Linked DNA regions of Homo sapiens: region 1 is linked to region 2. A link is an interaction called in ENCODE POLR2A ChIA-PET data of the cell type or tissue named here. Cell type or tissue: PC-9. All regions are shown on one strand. Links, peaks and the distances in the headings refer to the core of each region. The heading gives the core; the rest is flanking DNA.

Region 1 (6,919 bases), core at 3,442-5,941, 500 kb after region 2:
AGACGGGGTTTCTTCATGTTGGTCAGGCTGGTCTTGAACTCCTGACCTCAGGTGATCCACCTGCCTCGGCCTCCCAAAGTGCTGGGATTACAGGCATGAGCCACCAAGCCCGGCCGGGGAAGAAATCACTTTAGAGACTACTTAAGGCCTTTACCTTGATTAATCTGTCCTTTCTCTCTTCTTTTGGAAGAAGATTGTTCGTTCTTGTAAACATTTTCTATTGAAAAGACAAATACAACATCATCATCAAAGGAGAGGATGAATGCCCATAATCCCATTACCTCAATACAACAATTTTAAGTATGCGCAGTTCTTTCTCAGTCATACACATTGTTTTATATCAGCTCATAAACCATTTTATATATATTTTTTCCTCCACTTAACATTATAACCCAAACACTTCCTATGTTTTTTCACAGAAGTATAACATTTCCATGTGTTACTGTATGGTGATTTTATCAAGCCATTAAGCCACTCTCCTGACACTGGACATTGGGCTGCTGAAGCTGCCATATCTTTTTTTTTAAGATGGAGTCTCGCTCTGTCATCAGGCTGGAGTGCAGTGGTGCAGTTTCAGCTCACTGCAACCTCCGCCTCCCGGGTTCAAGCAATTCTCCTGTCTCAGCCTACCGAGTATAGCTGGGACTCCAGGCTTGTGCCACCACACCAGGCTAATTTTTGTATTTTCAGTAGAGATGGGGTTTCACCATGTTGGCCAGGATGGTCTCGATCTCCTGACCTCATGATCCGCCCGCCTCGGCCTCCCAAAGTGCTGGGATTTCAGGTGTGAGCCACAGCGCCTGGCTGAAGCTGCCATTTCAAAAGAATGACCTGTTGCTGTTGATTCCATCTGCTCTTAGCTCTGAGAATTTGCTCTATCGATGATCCCTCTCTTGGATCTTATTCTCTCGTTGTCTTTGGACACCTCTTAAATCTACAAGGATGTTCAGTCTTACCTATCCTAAAAAATATCTCAACCCTGTTACCCGCCATCTTCTGTGGCCTCCACTACTTCCTAACCCACTCATTCTTTTACCCCTTTTTGTTTGCCTCTCCTCCCCTGCCACCCCCTCACTTCGACACAGTATGAAGGGTCCTCAAAAAATTCAAAGTAAAACTATCCTATGGTCCAGCAATCCCACTATTGGGTATACATTCAGAGGAAATGAAATCAGTTGAAGAGGTATCTGCACCTCCATGTTCACTGCAGCTTATTCACAAAAGCCAAGATATGGAATCAACTTATATGTCCATTGTGGGATGAATGGATAAAGAGAATGTGGTGTATACAGACACAATGGAATACTATTCAGCCTTAAAAAAGAAGGAAATCTTGTTATTTGAGACTGCATGGATGAACCCGGAGGACAAAATGAGCCAGGCACAGAAGGAAAGTCTCTTTTTAACAACTGCATCTGCAAGTCCAAAGAGGTCTTCTCAGTCCTGTTGTCTTTGACATTGACTGTCCTCTCTATTTTAAAACTTGTTTCCCAGGCTGTTGGTGACACCACATTTCCATTGTGCTTCTCCGCTTTCTTTCTAGATCTTTCTCTGCCTTTTTCACGGACTCCTCTTCAGCCTTTCCAAAACGAAGGTCTTTCTCCAGGGCTCTCCTTGGCCCTCTTTTCTTGCCTTCTCCCCTCCCTTTCTAGGCAGTCATTTACTCTCTCATCTTTAGCTAATGACGCCGTATGAATGATTCCATATCTGGAGTCACATCTTCCAAGCCCTCAGCTCACCTTCGCCATCGCTGGCGTCAGCACAGCTCCCTGGTATGGGTCCAGCACCTCACAGCCAACACACTCAGAACCCAACCCTCCATCTTTGCTTCTCACCCAGGCTTTCCAGCTGAATTCCTTTTTTTCCTATCCTTCCACAGATGGTCCAAAATCTCTGAATCATCTTTCATTCTTTCCTCTCCTCATATCTCACCGACTCATTTAGCATCCAGAATGTGTCTCATCCATTTTCTAATTTCCATTCAAACCCACAAAGTTTTTATTTAGAAAAATTTTGAAATACAAAAGCAGTATATGCTGGTGTCAAAAATTCAAATGCTATCTAATCTGTCACAGGAGTGGAGTTAAATAAATGAAAAATAAAGAAAAAAGTTCAGATGATATGATGTGTATTAATCACAGGTAAGATTATTGTAATCAGGTGTATGATTATATGGAGCAAAAAGTGAATTTTCCCCTTCATACATTCACTTCCCAACTCCTCTCTAAACTTGATTTCCTTTCCCAGTAGTAACGACTGTTTACACTCATACTTTTTTAAAAAGTGGGTTTACAATCACAATCCCACTTTTTTTTCATTAGTGGGATTATACTATACAGTATCTTACTCCCCCATGCCCATGTAATATGTGAGTCTTCCATGGAAGAGAATACAAAGTCTAGAAATAAATCCACACATACCTAGTCAATTAATTTTGAGAAAATATAAAGTCAATTAAATGGCAAAAGGATAGTCTGCAACAAATGGTGCTATAACAACTAGACATCACACCCACAAAATTAACTTCAACCCTTTAATCTCACAAAATACATCAAAGTTGACTCAAATGGATCATAGACTGAAACATAAGAGCTAAAACATTAAGTTTCTGGATAGAAACATGAGAGAAAATATTTGTGACCTCGAGCTAGGCAAATATTTTTTAGGACACAAAAAACATGAAACAAAAAAGAAAAAAATAATAAAAAAGTGTATTTCACCAAAGTTAAAAACCTCTTCTCTTTGAATATCTTAAGAGAATGAAAAGACAAGTTATGGACTAGGAGAAAACATTTGCAAAACACACATCGGATAAAAGATTTGTATTTAGAATACATAAATATACAATTTGGTAAGATTTGAACAGACATGCCACCAAAGAAGACATATTGATTGCAAATAAACACATGGAGAGTGTTCAATATCATTAGTCATGAGGACAAGGCAGATTAAGTGCACAATGAGATATCATTAGACACTTGCTAGAATGGTTCAAATTAAAAAGGCTAACAAAATCAAGTGCTAACAAGGGTATGGAACAACTAGACCTTTCATACATTGCTGGTGGGGATCTAAAATATATCCCACCTGGGAAGACAGTTGGGCAGTTTAAATTTACATTTATCACGCCACCCAGTTAAATTTACATTTATCACATGACTTAGCAGATCTACTCCTAGGTATTTACCCAAGAGAAATGAAAACATATGTTCACACAAAATACCTGAAAACAAATGTTTTTAGCAGCATTATTAATAATGACCAAAAACCTGGAAACAATCCAAATGTTCATCAGTTGGTGACTGGACAAATTGTGGTATATCCATTCAATGGAATACTACTAAGCAATAGAAAGGAACAAGTTACTGACGCATGCAACAACTTGGATGAATCTCAGACATTATGCTAAGTAAAAGAAACCAGACACAAAGTGCTACATACTATATAATTCCATTTATGTCAAATGCTGGAAAAGGCAAAGCTGTAGAAACAGAAATCAGATCAGTGGCTGTCAGAGGGAGGGTATGGGATAGACTGCAAGCTGGCACAAGGGAACTTTAAGGGCAATGTAAATGTTCTTTACCTTGAATGTGGTGGTGGTTATAGGATTTCATAGAATTGTTGAAACTCACTGAACATTTTTAAAAGGTGAATTTTCATCAAACTGCTTATGATTGTGGATAGCTTTGTTCTTTGCTTCTTGTGTTTTTCAGTTTCCTGAATTGTACATATTAACTTTTAAAAAATAAAGATTATTTTTAAAACCTGAAAAAAAAAAGGCGAACTTTTATTTATTTATTTATTTATTTTTTGAGACAGAGTCTCGCTCTGTCACCAGGCTGGAGTGCAATGATGTGATCTCTGCTCACTGCAACCTTCGCCTTCCGGGTTCAAGCTATTTTCCTGCCTCAGCCTCCCGACTAGTTGGGATTACAGGCACGCACCACCACACCTGGCTAATTTTTGTATTTTTAGTAGAGACGGGGTTTTGCCAGGTTGGTCAGGCTGGTCTCAAACTCCTGACCTCGTGATCCACCCATCCTGGCCTCCCAAAGTGCTAGGATTACAGGCATGAGCCACCACGCCTGGCCAAAAAAGGTGAATTTTATCTGATTAAATTACCTGACTAAATTTGCCAGCTGAATTAAACTTGACTTGAAAAAAAAAAAAGGAAAAGGAAGTGAGCTGATTTTATATTTTGATAGATAAGGTCAAATTATCCTCCAAAATGGCTACACCAGTAGAATTCGAGAGTGCCTATTTTGCTATACACTTGAATATACAAATGAATATAATCAAAATTTTAAAAGTTTTGTCTGTTTGATGGTGAAAAATATTTTGATCCTTGATATTCATGCAGCAGCATTAAGATCTTGTTCTGGCTAGGTGCAGTGGCTCACGCCTGTAATCCCAGCACTTTAGGAGGCCGAGGCAGGCGGATCTCGAGGTCAAGAGATGAAGACCAGCCTGGCCAACATGGTGAAAACCCGCCTCTACTAAAAATACAAAAAAATTAGCTGGGCGTGGTGATGTGCGCCTGCCGTCCCAGCTACTCGGGAGGCTGAGGCAGGAGAATCGCTTGAACCGGGGAGGTAGAGGTTGCAGTGAGCATAGATTGCGTCACTGCATTCCAGCCTGGTGACAGAGCTAGACTCCATCTCAAAAAAAAAAAAAAAAAAAAAATCTTGTTTTAATTGGTCTCCTCTTTAGTCTTTTCTCTTTCCAAATCATCTTATATAATGTTAATAGAGTAATCCTTCTTGTGCTTAGTTCTAATAATATCTGAACAAATCTTTAATGATCCACCGTCACCTACAAAATTAAGTCCAAACCCTTCAGCCAGATCTTTAAGCTCTCCTTGTTCTATATCAGCTTCCCTTTTCTCTCTTCTCTGCTGCGCCTCTCTAGGTCTGGTATGTCTTACCACTTTCAGTAAGTGATTATAAAGTCTCACTCTTAGACATCTAGCTCAATGGTTCTTACACACTGGAATCCTGGGAAGCTTTTAAAAGACAGGGCTGTCCAAGCCTGGTCTGCAGAGATTTGGATTTTACTGGTCTGAAGTGTGGCCTGGGGGTGTTCTGTTTTGTTTTGTTTGTGGTGTCCAGGTGATTTTAATTTGCAGTCAGCATTGTGAACCACTGCTCTAGCTGATCTGGCCATCAGCTAGATAAATTTCATGCATTCCTGCCTTTATATTTTTGTACTGTTGGTTCCCTCCACCTGGAACACCTGTCCTGTTCTCTTTAGCTGTCCAAGTCCTCTTCATTTTTTAGGCGCCCCCTAACACCCAGCTTCCATGCAACACTACACTGAAGCTTTGCTTGATCTCTTGTGCCAAATATGATTTCTACTTCTTTGAACTTTTTTTTATAACTTCCTTCGGACATCTGTCATGTTCTACTTTGCAATATGTAGGTTTTTAAAATTTGTTTTTTTTTTTCCCGTAAGACTGTAAGCTCCTTGAAAAAACTGTAGACAATTATTATTTTTTTTTTTTTTGAGGCAGGGTCTAGCTCTGTTGCCCAGGCTGAAGTGCACTGGCATGATCACGGCTCACTGCAGCCTTGACCTCCTCAGGCTCAGGTGATCCTCCCACCTCAGCCTCTCGGGTGGCTGGGACTACAGGTGCACGCCACCATGCCTAGCTAATGTTTTGGATTTCTTCATAGAGATGGGAGTCTCACCATGTCGCCCAGGCTGGTCTCAAACTCCTGGGCTCAAGCAATCCACCTGCCTCAGCCTCCCAAAGTGCTAGAATTACAGACGTGAGCCACTGTGCCCGGCCTAATTAATCTTACTGATCATTTAGCACATGACTCTACGGGGCGCTTACTTAGTAGGGACTCAGTAAATATTTTTTGAATGTTTATTCTGGCTACTTCTCCACTTTGCACAGTTGTTCCCTCTGCCTGACACCCTCTTCCCCAGCTATCCCCATGGCCCAATGTCACCTTAGTAGGGTGATCATCCCTGACTATTCTATTTAACACAGTAACACTGACCCTTCCCTCACTCCTTTTCCCTCTTTGTTATTCTGCAAATTGTTGTCATCAGCCGAAGGCTCACTTACTGATTGCCTGTCTCCTCTCACTAGAACATAAGTTCCACGAGGAAGGGCCTTTGTTTTGTTCACCGTTATACCTCCAGTGCCCACTGCACTGCCTGGCATATGGTACATGCTCAAAAAATATTCATTGAATTTAATGAATGACCTTTGTGAACATTCATCTTATTTTGTATAATTCTCTTAAGAACCGAACCCACAGCTAAGCAAGGTAGGCATGTGAAGCCCATCATCAGATAAGAACATTTGAGGTTTGAGAGTAGGGTGAAGCATTTTGTTCAAGTTCATAAACTTTTCTGTGACAGAGCAGAACGCAGAACTCAGCTGTCCTGATTCCTATTCTAGGACTCTCACACTACCCTCTACCGACTTCCAGCCATCCTCTAACTTCAGTCCCTCTGTCCCATCCTTATCCAGACCCTAAGAATTGAGGGGCCCAGGTCAAGAGTGCAAATAGGGGCTCACGCAGCCCATTTCACATTTGGCCATTTTGGCCATTTCACATCGATGACCAGATTTTCATCAGCAAGTTACATGCCAAGCAAGCAAACTATTAAATATGTCTGTTCTACCTTAACAAACGTATGTCTTCAGAATGGTTAGGCTGGTTCACAGGCAGGATTCGCAGACTTCCTGCAGTTGTGAGCAGAACATCGCAGCCAGGTTGCCATGTGAATATGGGCCATGCCCGATCTTCTCTTCCCATCCCTGGTCCTCTGCTTCATTCCTATAGGTTTCATGTGCGCATCTTTAGAGATGCCTCCTGCGTAAGTTTTGCCACTCCCTAGCAAACAACTACCCCGTGGGACCAGACACACCCTTGGTGCAGCCTTGGGAGAATGGACTTGAGGA
Region 2 (6,919 bases), core at 2,064-4,563:
ACTCCCAGCCACCTGCACATTAGTGGTGAAGGACCCCTGATACTTCCCAGGCCAGCTCTCCCTCCCATATTGGTTTAGGGTTTCAGTGTTAGGAGCCTGGCAGTGGGTGGCATGGGGCAGGCATGAGTCCCTTGCATCTCAGGGAATCAGAATATCTGGTGTCTCTCTATCTTGGGCAGTGCTAGAGAAACTTGCCAAATTCTTGTATTTGGGAGACCTTATATTCTACTCTTTTCTCCACTCCTCCCCACTTTTCCCTGAAAATGATTTCTTCATGGCTTTTTTTCCTGATTATAGAAATAATTACCACCTTTGTCTTAAAACACACATGAACACATAATAGCTGTTAATATATTTGATTAGACTACAATTTTCTACATTTAGTCATGACTTTCTGGTGGTGTATTCTAGGCCTTTGATTAGATTTTTGCAAGGCCTGTTTGATTTGGGGGATACTTAGGCCTCAAGACTCTTGGACTAGCAAATCTCATTCATAATGGGCTGATTTAGTTCAGAGGGGAAGAAGATACTATTATCCTTAAATCTGGGACCTCTTCACCAAGGTGCTCCTGGGCACTTGTACCTCCTCCCTTTGCTACCCTCAGTCTCTGGTGACAGGAGTCCCACACAGCCTGGCAGGAAAAGTCTGTTACACACCTGTGATGCAAGGAAGTGCTTTTCCTGGTCTCACATATCCAAGCCCAGCCCTACTCCATTGCTCCCCCAGGTCTCCTGGTCCTTCTACCTGCTCCCATCTAGGTCTTTCCAAGTATTGAACCCCAGACTCGACAAAGTCAGCTAACGCTGGGGACACTAATGCAGAGGAGAGCTAGGTCTGCCCCCCATATCCCTGAGCCACAGCTGTCTATCCACACCATTACAATCCCACAAGTGCTGCATTGGACAGGAAAGGATTCTGGGGATGGAGCTTCTAAAAGGGAGGGTTTTGTTTTGTTTTGTTTTTTCTTTTGAGACGGAGTCTCACTCTGTCACCCAGGCTGGAGTGCAGTGCCACAATCTCAGCTCACTGCAAACTCCACCTCCCGGGTTCAAGCGATTCTCCTGCCTCAGCTTCCTGAGTGGCTGAGATTATAGGCGCCTGCCACCACGCCCAGCCAATTTTTGTATTTTTAGTAGAGACGGAGTTTCACCATGTTGGTCAGGCTGGTCTCAAACTCCTGATCTCATGATCCAGTTTTTTTGTGTGTGTGTTTTGTTTTTTTGTTTGTTTGTTTTTGAGACGGAGTTTCGCTCTTGTTGCCCAGGCTCAAGTGCAATGGCATAATCTCAGCTCACTGCAACCTCCGCCTCCTGGGTTCAAGTGATTCTCCTGCCCCAGCCTCCCAAGTAGCTGAGATTACAGGTGCGTGCCACCAAGCCTGGCTAATTTTTGTATTTTTAGTAGAGATGGGGTTTCACCATGTTGGTCAGGCTGGTCTCAAACTCCTGACCTCATGTTCCTTTTTTTTTTTTTTTTTTTGAGATGGAGTTTCCCTCTTGTTGCCCAGGCTGGAGTGCAATGGCGTGATCTCAGCTCACTGCAACCTCCACCTCAAGGGAGGGCCTTTGTTTCAACACACAGATGTCTCAGGGAGCTGTTTTCCTGCTGGCCATGGCTCTTCTCCAATTCTCCCGGGATAAGCTTGTGTGTATTCAGGTGGAATGTTTTCTCAGTCCCTGCCTTACCCACACTCTTGACCTAAAGCTACCTTTTGTTCCTCCCCTAGAGCTGCCTAGCTCTCTCTCCTCTGCCTCGCCCAGCTGCAGGTGGATCCTCCACTAAAATGAGGCTGCCTCGTCACTCCCATTGGATGGCTGATGTCTCAGAAAGTTACAGGGGATGGGGGTCAGGGGTGCGGTGTGGCTGAAGGAACTGGAAAGTGAGGCCTAGTCTGTTAGTAACGGGAGCAACATCTATACCTCTGCCCCAGCCCATGACCTGCATGGACTCAATCAGCGGGAGACTGGGGATGAAACATTCGGGGAACCAGGAGGACTAGGGGAGCATAAAGCAGCAAAAGGGGAGAAAAGATGTGTTTGGGAGCCGGAGCTGCCCAATGACATGCTGGCTTTCCCACTTAGGAGCCGTGCACCCCTACACTAGCTCCTCAACCTCTCTGAATCTCAGTTTCCTCACCTGTGAAGTAGGGATTTTAGTTATTATGAAGAGTAAATGGACCCAACAGCCAAATGTCATGCTTGAACCCTGATGGGAACCTGGTTGGAAAAAAAATTAGAAAAATTTAAATTTGGTCTCCAAAATATCACCTGGCTCGGCGTTATTGTTCATTTCTTTGGTGTGAGAATGGCGTTGTACTTATGGAAAACACGTGTATTCTTCGCAGATGCACGCTGAAATATTGAAGGGTGAGGCTTCACGAGGTCGGCAGCTCACACTCAGATGGTTCCATAACAACAGAGAGAATGTTTGCACAGAGGTGGAGAGAAGGACAAGAACGATGTGTGAAATGCTAACTGTTGAATCAAGGTGGAGGGCGTTCACGTGATCACCATTTATTCTTTCCATTTTTCTTAATGTTTAAAAATGTGTCAACCAAAGATTGAGGGGGGGAAGAGAGACCAGGTGTGTGAAGCACTCTGCACAATGCCCCATTCAGCATAATTTATTTAATAAATATTCACTAAGCTCCTGGCGGAGATGTCAGTCAAGAACCAGGGATGGCGTGTCAGATACTGATCTGGGGATGCAGTGAGGATTTCTAGGGGGCCAGAGACAAGCATTAAAGGGTGAACAACCATGTGCACGTGCTGACCACAGACTGTGGAGAATGCTAGGAAGACAGCTGACAGGTGAGAGACCAAGGTGGGGGCTTAGGCGGTGTGAGGGGATGTCACACTGGCTTGGGTACCCTCTGAGCCTCTGAGCAGGTGGAATGTGAGCTGGGGATGGGCTGTGCCAGGGAGCTGGCTGTGCGGAAACCCCTCTCCTTCCTCATCTGTGTCTCCAGGGCCCCTAGAGGGGCCCAAGATGCCACGGGGATGACATCAGCCAAGAACCAGGAGTGGGAATGTTTGCCTCCTCTCTGGGGAATTAAGCTGCAATTTAATTTATGCTTGTAGAACTCAGTCTGTTCGGACAGACCAGATACCATCAGCCACCCTTGACCAGTGAACCTCATGGTGTGGGGCAGGAAAAATGATGAGGATTCCTGCAGGGCCACCTCCTGGAACCAGCCAGTGATTTGGAACTGGCATTAGAGGAAATGTTAGTGGTATTTCATCCAGGCCCTGACAGTGTCCAAGACACTTCTCAGTAGCACAACTAACAAATGAAAAGATGTTCAGCTTCATTCATAGTTAAAGAAATGCAAGCTGGAATTCAATATTTTTGCCCATCAGATTGGTAAGGACTAAGAAGATTGATGATACGGAGCGATGGGGCGGCCACGGGAACAGCCCTCGCATCCTTTGTTTGTTGAGCCTCTTGTGGGTAATTTAGCAGTACCCATCACATTCAAAATTCTGACCACCCTTTGGCTCAGCAATTTCATTTTAATGATTCTATTCTGAAGATATTTCAGAGATGTGATTTTTAAAAACAATATATACAAGTATGCTCACTGAATTATATCTATATCATGTTCAGCATTACAGTAATTATGTCACCCAAATGGAAACAACTCAAACGTCCATCAGGAGACTTCTTAAATAAATTACATATAGGAAAACATTTAATATGAGTGAAGTTTTGGAAATAAAGATATTTATATATATAATAACAGTACAGGTTAGTGTATACATTTGTTTAAAAATCTTGAAGACTGCATACCAAAATGTTAATAACAGAAATCTCTGGAGCATAGAAAACAGGGGACCTTTCTTTTCTACAGTATGCACTTCTGTAATATCTATATTTTGTATTGCAGACATACATTGCTGTTGCAAGCAGAAAACAGGATTTTAAAGTGAGGGAAAGGGAGAAAAGGATGAAAGGAAGGATCACGGTAGATATTTGTTCTTTTTTGCCAGCCAACATCTGAACCCCCTTGAAACATTTGGGTAATTCACCTATCTTAGGATGTCTCAATTTAGAAGTTGTAAATGGCCTTCTGGTGCCAGGCTGCTGTGCTGTGTCACAGGAGGTATAGAGAGACTCCATCGAAGCCTGGCCCTCACCCCAAGACAGACGTGGAGCCCAGTGAGACTTGGGTTTTCGGCCACTTGCAATCAGTTCCTCCTTCCTTCCTTCCTTTTATCTACCTTCCCTTCCCTCCCCCTTCCCTTCCCCCTCCCCTTCACCTTCACCTTCACCTTCACCTTCACCTTACCCTTACCCTTACCCTCCCCTCCCCCTTCCCCTTCACCTCACCCTTCCCTTCCCCTTCCCCTTTGTCTTCCCCTTTCCTTCCCTCCTCTCCCCTTTACTCTCTTTCTCTCCTTCCTTTCTTTTTGTGAGACAGGATCTCACTCTGTTGCCCAGGCTGGAGTGCAGTGGCACAATCACAGCTCACTGCAGCCTCAAACTCCCAGGCTCAAACAATCCTCCCGCCTCAGCCTCTCTAGTAGCTGAGACCACAGGTGCATGCCACTGCACCCAGCTAACTTTTTGCTTTTTTAGTAAAGACAAAGTCTCCCTATGCTGCCCAGATTCAAACTCCTGGGCTCAAGTGATCCTCCTGCCTTGGCCTCCCAACGTGCTGGGATTACAGGTGTGAGTCACCATGCCTGACCCAGAGTCTTAAATGATAAGGCAAAAAGTGGAGGAGGTATGAGAAGGATACTCAGGGTCTCGTGAAATCCACAGAATTGAACAAACAAGCTTTAGGAAGGGCTGAGATCGGACAAACTCTGGGGCCCAGAGCAGGAGTTTCTGGGCTTTCTCTCTAGGGAGCTGCCCTACTAGGAGCTCTGACAACACTCGGCTCTGGGTCTCTCATATCTAGTGTCAAATTCCTGCAAAGAAGAACCTAAGCTCAGGAGAAAGATCTGGGCTTGAAGGTCACTGACGTATGGTGGGTGAGAAGCTCTGCAGCAATTTTCAAAGGAACAGCCAGGAAGGCAGAAGGAGAGCTGGTAGAGGTGGTGTCAGGAAGCCCACAGGCCACAGATGAGTGGGTTTTTGAGAGGAGGAAGAAATGATCATAATGTCAAAACCTGAGAGATAAAACGAGCACTGAAGAGCATCTGCAGGCCGGGCACAGTAACTCACACCTGTAAGCCCAGCACTTTGGGAGGCCGAGGCGAGAAGATGGCTTAAGGCCAGGAGTTCAAGACTAGCCTGGGCAACATAGCGAGACTCCTCCATCCTTATAATATATATAAAATATAACATATATATATATATATATCTTTTTTTTCCAAAAATGGAAAAAAAGCATTTGCTGGGTTTGGTGACTTGTACCCTTGCCAAGGAAAATTTTGGCAGACAGATGGGGGCAATTACCTTGTTAAAAAAGGTTGGTCATGGCCCGGTGTGGTGGCTCACGCCTGTAATCCCAGCACTTTGGGAGGTTGAAGCGGGCAGATCACCTGAGGTCAGGAGTTCAAGACCCTGTCTCTACTAAAAATACAAAAATTAAGCGGTTGTGATGGTGCACACCTATAATCCCAGCTACTTGGGAGGCTGAGGCACGAGAATTGCTTGAACCCAGGAGGCCATGGTTGTAGTGAGCCGAGATCACGCCACTGCACTCCAGCCTAGGTGACAGAACAAGACTCTCTTTCAAAAAAAAAAAAAAAGTTTGGCCACGACAAGGAAGAATAGAGAGGGTGTTAGCAGGAGGAGGGTACTGGGCCCAAAGAGGCATTTAAAACTTGAACATGTTGAGTGATGCCCTTGACTGATGAGGAATGAGCAGAAGCCTCGTAGTGGTGGAGAAGGACCCTTTGGTGAAGCTTTCCCAGGTGATTTTCTGCTAAAGTTTTGGCTTTCTCAAAACACTCTCATAGTAAGCAGATGTTATTGCTCTTTTGCCCTCTAGAAAGCCAACAAGCAAAATGCCTTGAGCATCCCAAAAAACTGTTGCTGTGACTTCTGCTCTTGACCTGTCCACTTTTGCTGTGACTGGGCCACTTCCACCTCTTGGGAGCCATTGCTTTGTGCTTTGTCTTCAGGATCCTACTGGTAAAGCCACGTTCCATCTTCTGTTACAACTCTTCAGAGAAATGCTTCAGGATCTTGATCCTACTCGTTTTAAATTTCCATTGAAAGTTCTGCTCTTGGCTGCAGCTGATCTGGACGCAATGGTTTTCCATAGAGTGGAAACTTTGCTCAACTTTAATTTTTCAGTCAGAAAAGTGTAAGCTGAACCAATTGAGACGTCTTTGGTGTTGGCTGTTGTTTGTGCTGTTAATCGTTGGTCCTCTTCATGAGGGCACAAATAAGATTAATTATTTTACTCAAAAATTGATGTGGATGGTCTGCCACTGAGGGCTTTATCCTCAACATTGTCTCATCCCTTCTCTTTTTTTTTTTTTTTGAGATGGAGTCTCCTTCTGTCACCCAGGCTGGAGTACAGTGGCACAATCTCGGCTCACTGCAAACTCTGCCTCCCGAGTTCAAGCAATTCTCCTGCCTCAGCCTCCCGAGTAGCTAGGATTACAGGCACCCACTACCACGCCCGGCTAATTTTTTGTATTTTCAGGCACCCGAGTAGCTGAGACTACAGGCGCATGCCACCATGCCAGCTAATTTTTTGTATTTTAGTAGAGACGGGGTTTCACTGTGTTGCCCAGGCTGGTCTTGAACTCTTGAGCTCAGTCAATCCGCCCACCTCGGCCTCCCAAAGTGCTGGGATTACAGGCGTGAGCTGCCGCGCCCAGCTTAATTTTTGCTTTTTTAGTAGAGACAGGATTTCAGCATGTTGGCCAGGCTGGTCTCGAACTCCTTACCTCAAGTGATCCACCTGCCTCGGCCTCCCAAAGTGCTGGGATTACAGGCTGAGCCACCACGCCTGGC

What was found. Peaks named below come from ENCODE experiments on the same cell type or tissue, not always from the same donor. Only the 100,000 strongest peaks of a DNase experiment are listed, where the experiment ranks them.
Region 1: POLR2A ChIA-PET joins it to region 2 with 10 read pairs; 3 of 35 experiments call an interaction of 5 or more read pairs at or near these places.

Annotation. Positions count from the first base shown.
Region 1 is chr7:138,984,307-138,991,225 of GRCh38, reverse strand. No RefSeq gene overlaps it. Among named protein-coding and RNA genes, the nearest start is that of KIAA1549, 6.4 kb to the right of the region's middle. In PC-9, for the core only: no CTCF peak of the experiment used is centred there; a DNase peak (open chromatin) is centred at 4,635; H3K27ac peaks cover 369 bases.
Region 2 is chr7:139,485,095-139,492,013 of GRCh38, reverse strand. No RefSeq gene overlaps it. Among named protein-coding and RNA genes, the nearest start is that of KLRG2, 4.9 kb to the right of the region's middle. In PC-9, for the core only: no CTCF peak of the experiment used is centred there; no DNase peak of the experiment used is centred there.